2 separate regions of the Homo sapiens genome follow, and region 1 is linked to region 2. The links are chromatin loops, found by intact Hi-C in ENCODE. Cell type or tissue: pancreas. All regions are shown on one strand. Each heading gives the region's core, and the rest is flanking DNA. Links, peaks and the distances in the headings are about the cores only. Region 1 overlaps PHLPP1 (PH domain and leucine rich repeat protein phosphatase 1). Region 2 has its middle 82 kb from the start of ZCCHC2.

Region 1 (2,905 bases), core at 224-2,723, 370 kb after region 2:
ATTCCATGCTTTGGGGACAGATTATGTCAGTAGAATCAAGGCAGTTTAAGGTTGTGCTTGAAGCCCATCTTACTAATTTTACTAATAGGAATGCTTACCTGCTTATAAGTGTGGTGTGGCAAAGTTGTGTGAGAAGCTGGGAAAGACATCCCTAGGACAAGTAAACACCTTGCCAAATCCCAAATAAAGGGAAGTGGTAGGACTGGAAAGGAAATGGATATTCTGTGGAAGAAACACTTTGTCATCCCAGACAGGGATTTGTCATAATGAAGCCTTTCCTGGAAAGAAGTGTTAAAACTAGGGCATGTAGAGGTATGTCATGGACCTGAGAATCTCAAAATTTGAAGAATAAAGAACCAAGCAGGTACACGTGGCAAAAAAAAAAAAAAAAAAAAAAAAACCCAGGTCTTTTTATTGGCAAGTGGTCTGGCACTTTGGTAATTGATTTAAATAGCATGCACACAGCTGAACTAAAGCCAGCAGATCTTGCCTTCTCCATTGGTCAACAGGAAATCAAGTTCAAGGAAGTTGTAAGAATTGGCATTTCTTCTTTAGCATCTGTTCTCCTGACATGAGCATTCTTACCCACCTAGTCAAACCAAGGTTTTCTCCACCGCTTAAGTACTTTCAAGTCCTCTCTGGACCTTTAGACACTACTGCCTCTTGTGATCATGGAGAGCAATGGAAGATTTAGGAGCATTGTCTTGATATATGCCTGCGTCATGTGTCTTTGCTCAGGACTGGCTTCTATCAGAAAGTCTCTTGCTACCTCAGAGTCTTCCTACACCCAGCCCGTCTGAGGGCCGATCCTTGATCACCATGTTCACCAAGGGAGGGAAGATGTAAACCCATGTTTACAGGAGGAGCTAGCCAGCTATGCTTGCTGTGTAAGGCTAGATGATGGCTTGCTTTAGATAAACAGCAGGACTTGTGACCTAGTGTGAATGGGGTCCCAGTAACACACATAACCGAAATCTTTTCCTTTTGTCCCTACTGCTCCTTACCTGCCCAGGCCTACTACCTGGGGTTTCTGATGACAGGTGCACATTAACTACTCACTACAGAGTGAGCCCTTCTTTCCTCTGTGGGCCACACAGCACTTCTCTGTGGTCCTACAGTCGAGACAGTCGAGGGACCCGCAGGGAACCTGCACAGTTGCCGCAGGTGCTCTGTATTAACTGTCTGTCTGCAAACCCTTGTTCTTCCAGGATGGCAAGGTGAACGGAGTGACTGAGTCCACGCGCATCCTGGGCTACACCTTCCTCCATCCCAGTGTGGTGCCTCGCCCCCACGTGCAGTCCGTGCTCCTGACTCCCCAGGATGAGTTCTTCATCCTAGGCAGTAAGGGGTTGTGGGACAGCCTGTCCGTCGAGGAGGCCGTGGAAGCCGTGCGCAACGTGCCCGATGCCCTGGCTGCTGCCAAGAAGCTGTGTACCCTGGCCCAGAGCTACGGCTGCCACGACAGCATCAGCGCTGTGGTGGTGCAGCTCAGTGTCACTGAGGACAGCTTCTGCTGCTGCGAGCTCAGCGCCGGTGGGGCTGTGCCACCACCCAGTCCTGGCATCTTTCCTCCCTCAGTGAACATGGTGATCAAGGATCGGCCCTCAGATGGGCTGGGCGTGCCGTCCTCCAGCAGCGGCATGGCTTCCGAGATTAGCAGTGAGCTCTCCACTTCTGAGATGAGCAGCGAGGTGGGGTCAACAGCCTCCGATGAGCCCCCGCCCGGAGCCCTAAGCGAGAACAGCCCTGCCTACCCCAGTGAGCAGCGCTGCATGCTCCACCCCATCTGTCTGTCCAACTCCTTCCAGCGCCAGCTATCCAGCGCCACGTTCTCTAGCGCCTTCTCCGACAACGGCCTTGACAGTGACGATGAGGAGCCCATCGAGGGCGTCTTCACCAACGGCAGCCGGGTGGAGGTGGAGGTGGACATCCACTGCAGCCGGGCCAAGGAGAAGGAGAAACAGCAGCACCTGCTTCAGGTGCCAGCAGAGGCCAGTGATGAGGGCATTGTCATCAGCGCCAACGAGGATGAGCCAGGTCTGCCCAGGAAGGCAGACTTCTCTGCCGTTGGGACCATTGGGCGCCGGAGGGCCAATGGCTCTGTTGCGCCCCAGGAAAGGAGCCACAATGTGATAGAGGTGGCTACAGACGCACCTCTTCGAAAGCCTGGAGGCTATTTTGCTGCCCCGGCTCAGCCGGATCCTGATGATCAGTTTATCATACCCCCGGAGCTGGAAGAGGAGGTCAAAGAAATCATGAAGCATCACCAGGAGCAACAGCAGCAGCAGCAGCCGCCACCACCCCCTCAGCTCCAGCCGCAGCTGCCGCGGCACTACCAGCTGGACCAGCTGCCAGATTATTACGACACGCCACTATGACCCAGCCGAGCTGTTTAACAAATAAACTAACCACAAAAGACTGAGTTGCAAGAGTCTCCCAGGCTCACATTAAACCAGGGGTTTTACTCCACATCCTTCCCCCAGACACTGTTCCCAACCTGTCATCGCAGCTAATCTGTAGGTTCTCTTTCTTTGGGTTATTTTTTTAAGTAATCACCACTTTCTTCTAGTGATGCTTTACCAATATGATTTACATTTGTTAACTTCTCCCCCTAACATATCAGATATGTAAAGACAAAGAACAAAAGGTTTAATATATTACAGAGAAACAGTTAATGATAATGTAATATTTTTTAAAATGGCTTTTTGTTGTTTGTTTGGAAGGCAGGGCAGGCTGCCGTTGCTAAATGATTTAATAATATTGTAATTCTGTATTTCTTTGGGGGGAAAAGGCTTTTGTTTTGTTTTGTTTTGTTTTGTTTTGTTTTTGTCTTGAAAATAATAGACATTTGTAGAATATGGAGACTAACTCCTAGGAGTTGCTTTACTCTGTCAGGTGACTTAAG
Region 2 (2,905 bases), core at 298-2,797:
TGGTTAGTCTAGCTACTTAGGAGGCTGAGCCAGGAGGATCATTTGAGCCCAGGAGTTTGAGGCAGCAGTGAGCCACGATTGTGCCACTGCATTCCAGCCTGGGCCACAGAGCAAGACCCTATATCTTTAAAAAAAAAAAAAAAAAAAAAGGAATTTTCTGTAGTGCTAAACCAGGAAGTTTATTTTAAGCAGATAAGTGAGATTTGGAGGGGGTAAAGGATGCTGCTGAGAAGGTGGATCAATGGGCCGAAAGGTCGCCCTGCACTCAAGGATTGCTGAGGGCAGAGGGAGTGAGAGAGTGGGCTGGAAAGGTAAGAGGTGCCGTCCGACAGCAGGTTTGCGCTACTAGGGTTCCCCATGACAGTGAGGAGCAGAGTCGGGTGGATTAGAAGATTGCGGGAGGCGGGGAGAGCAAGGAGAGGCATAGCTCGGGGATTGCAAATGTCATGTTTGTGGGTGTTGGAATCACCACGTCTGAGGGTAGGAGGGGTGTGTGGGGCAGGGGAGAGATGGGCTGAGGGAGGAGGAGGGGAGTCCTGGGAGCAGCAAGGAAGGAACATGCCCGCTCTGGCGGAGGAGAGAGGACAGGCATTTGCTGAGAGGGCTCAGGAGCTGCAGTGTCCTCGGGATGAAGCCAGATTTTGGATGAGAACATTCACAGAAGAGGTTTTGAATGTAGGAAATTTCAGCAATTGGGGGTGTGGGTAGGAAAGTGGGCCACAGTCAGGCTGGGTGCAGTGGCTCACGCCTGTAATCCTAGCACTTCAGGAGACTGAGGCGGGTGAATTGCCTGAGCTCAGGAGTTCGAGACCAGCCTGGGCAACACGGTGAAACCCCATCTCTACTAAAATACAAAAAAATTAGCTGGGCATGGTGGCATGCACCTGCAGTCCCAGCTACTTGGGAGGCTGAGGCAGGAGAATTGCTTGAACCTGGGAGGCAGGGGTTGCAGTGAGCCGAGATCGCGCCACTGCACACTCCAGCCTGGGCGACAGAGCAAAAATCTGTCTTAAAAAAAAAAAAGAAGAAGAAGAAGAAGAAAAGAAGAAGAGGAAGAGGAGGAGGAGGAGGAGAAGGAGAAGGAGAAGGGAGGAGAAGGGAAGGAGAAGGAGAAGAAGAAGGAGGAGGAGGAGGAGGAGAAGCGCAGCAGAAGCCACAAAAGACTCTGTGCTCCTTGGGAAGGAGTTTGATCTTCAACATCCAGTGAACACATTTGTCCTTCTTCAAAGAGGGTCAGAAACTCAGGGTCACAAAACTGCTCAGTGACAGGGACGCGATTCTTTTTTTGAATCTGCCCTTTAATTTGCAATGAGATGCAATTCTGATGGCAACTCCCAGCTGCTAGCACAGCAGTCAGGAAGTACAGGGGCCACATGCATGCCTAACTCTGACCCACAGACCCCTGGGAGCCCCATCCGCTTGCTGTTTCTATCAAGGAGACTTGTATGTCAGTAGTTTTAACCCTTTGGAAGTCACAGATATCTTCAAGATAAATGCACGTGTCCACAAGGTGTTGCCTGGCATTTCTAGGGGTCTTGAACTCTAAGAAACCCATCCAAAGCCCCCAGGTTAAACCCCCTGCCCAAGGGCCCCCACATCTCACTGGCATCCCTGTTTTCTTTTCTTTTCTTTTTTTTTTTTTTTTTTTTGAGATGGAGTTTTGCTATTGTCTCCCAGGCTGGAGTGCAATGGAGCGATCTCAGCTCACTGCAACCTCCATCTCCCAGGTTCAAGCTATTCTCCTGCCTCAGCCTCCCGAGTAGCTGGGATTACAGGTGCCCACCACCACATCCAGCTAATTTTTGTATTTTTAGTAGAGACAGGTTTTCACCATGTTGGCTAGGCTGGTCTCGAACTCCTGACCTCAAATGATCTATCCACCTTGGCCTCTCAAAGTGCTAGGATTACAAGTGTGAGCCACCGTGCCCGGCCACATCCCCCTTTTCTCCCGGAGCTAAGGTGAGCTGGAAGTGGGGGCTGGGATGGAAGCGGTACAGAGGCCCTGGTGTGACCTGCACTCACAGCTCCCAGTTATGAAGAACCAAGTGACCACGCCACCACTGCGGCATCTCACTGCTTGGTCAGCAATCTCCCTCGCCGGTTGCCTGGACACCAGGACAAAGGAGAAACTATTAGGATTGAAGTGTGTGGGGCCAGACTCATCAGCAGGGAGCCAGTGGCCTGGCGTTCCTGCGCTACTCAGTCCCTATTTAGGGCTCATAAAGGTGCACCCCGCTGCCCCACACAGCGCTAAGTAGGTCACCAGCCTGCTAGCGAGCCCTTTGGAATCAAGTGTATCATCAATCCAACGGTTTAGCCCTGTCTGGGATGCTCCCAGGGGCTCCTCTTTTGTACTCACCTAACACAAGTCTAAAAAGCCAGGCCTGGCCTGTGGTGGATCTAGAATTTCTAGGGCCCCCGCTCTCCCCACCCCCACAACCTCATGAGAAAGTCCTAATCTCCAAATAAACAACCATTCCCAACTCTAAACACTGACTTATGCCTGTGAACAGAGCATAGGGGCAACTTGTCCAAGTGGACAGAGTTCTAGGAGTCATTATTGGATCCTCAGGAGTGAGTCACTCCTACAAAGCACCAGGGTTTAGCTGGTGGGGGGTGGGGGTGGGGAACAGACAGCATTCTAGGAGGCTCTAGAGGGTTCTGGCAAGGTCTTGCTGCAAATACCCCTTGGGGAATTGGCAGAACCTTGAAATAGCTCGCTGGCCAAAAGCGCCCTCCTCTAGGTCCCCCAGGAGTACCTGGCTTTTTCTCTTTTCATTTAATGCTGGGAAGACTCAGCGATTGTTTCAAGCCCCATTCTCTCCTTGAAAAGGAAACCATCCATTTGCTCTCCCTCTTCCCCTCCTTCCCGCTTTTCAGCTTAGAAAATATGGAAAGTCTCCAG

The links. Peaks named below come from ENCODE experiments on the same cell type or tissue, not always from the same donor. Only the 100,000 strongest peaks of a DNase experiment are listed, where the experiment ranks them.
Region 1: it touches region 2 in a loop (2.6-fold over the local background); 9 of 110 quality-filtered maps call a loop at or near these places.

Annotation. Positions count from the first base shown.
Region 1 is chr18:62,977,054-62,979,958 of GRCh38, forward strand. PHLPP1 (PH domain and leucine rich repeat protein phosphatase 1) reads left to right here. Exons shown (of 17, transcript NM_194449.4): 17 at 1,209-2,905. The coding sequence ends at 2,378. Among named protein-coding and RNA genes, the nearest start is that of PHLPP1, 260 kb to the left of the region's middle. In pancreas, for the core only: no CTCF peak of the experiment used is centred there; a DNase peak (open chromatin) is centred at 1,411.
Region 2 is chr18:62,603,744-62,606,648 of GRCh38, forward strand. No RefSeq gene overlaps it. Among named protein-coding and RNA genes, the nearest start is that of ZCCHC2, 82 kb to the left of the region's middle. In pancreas, for the core only: no CTCF peak of the experiment used is centred there; no DNase peak of the experiment used is centred there.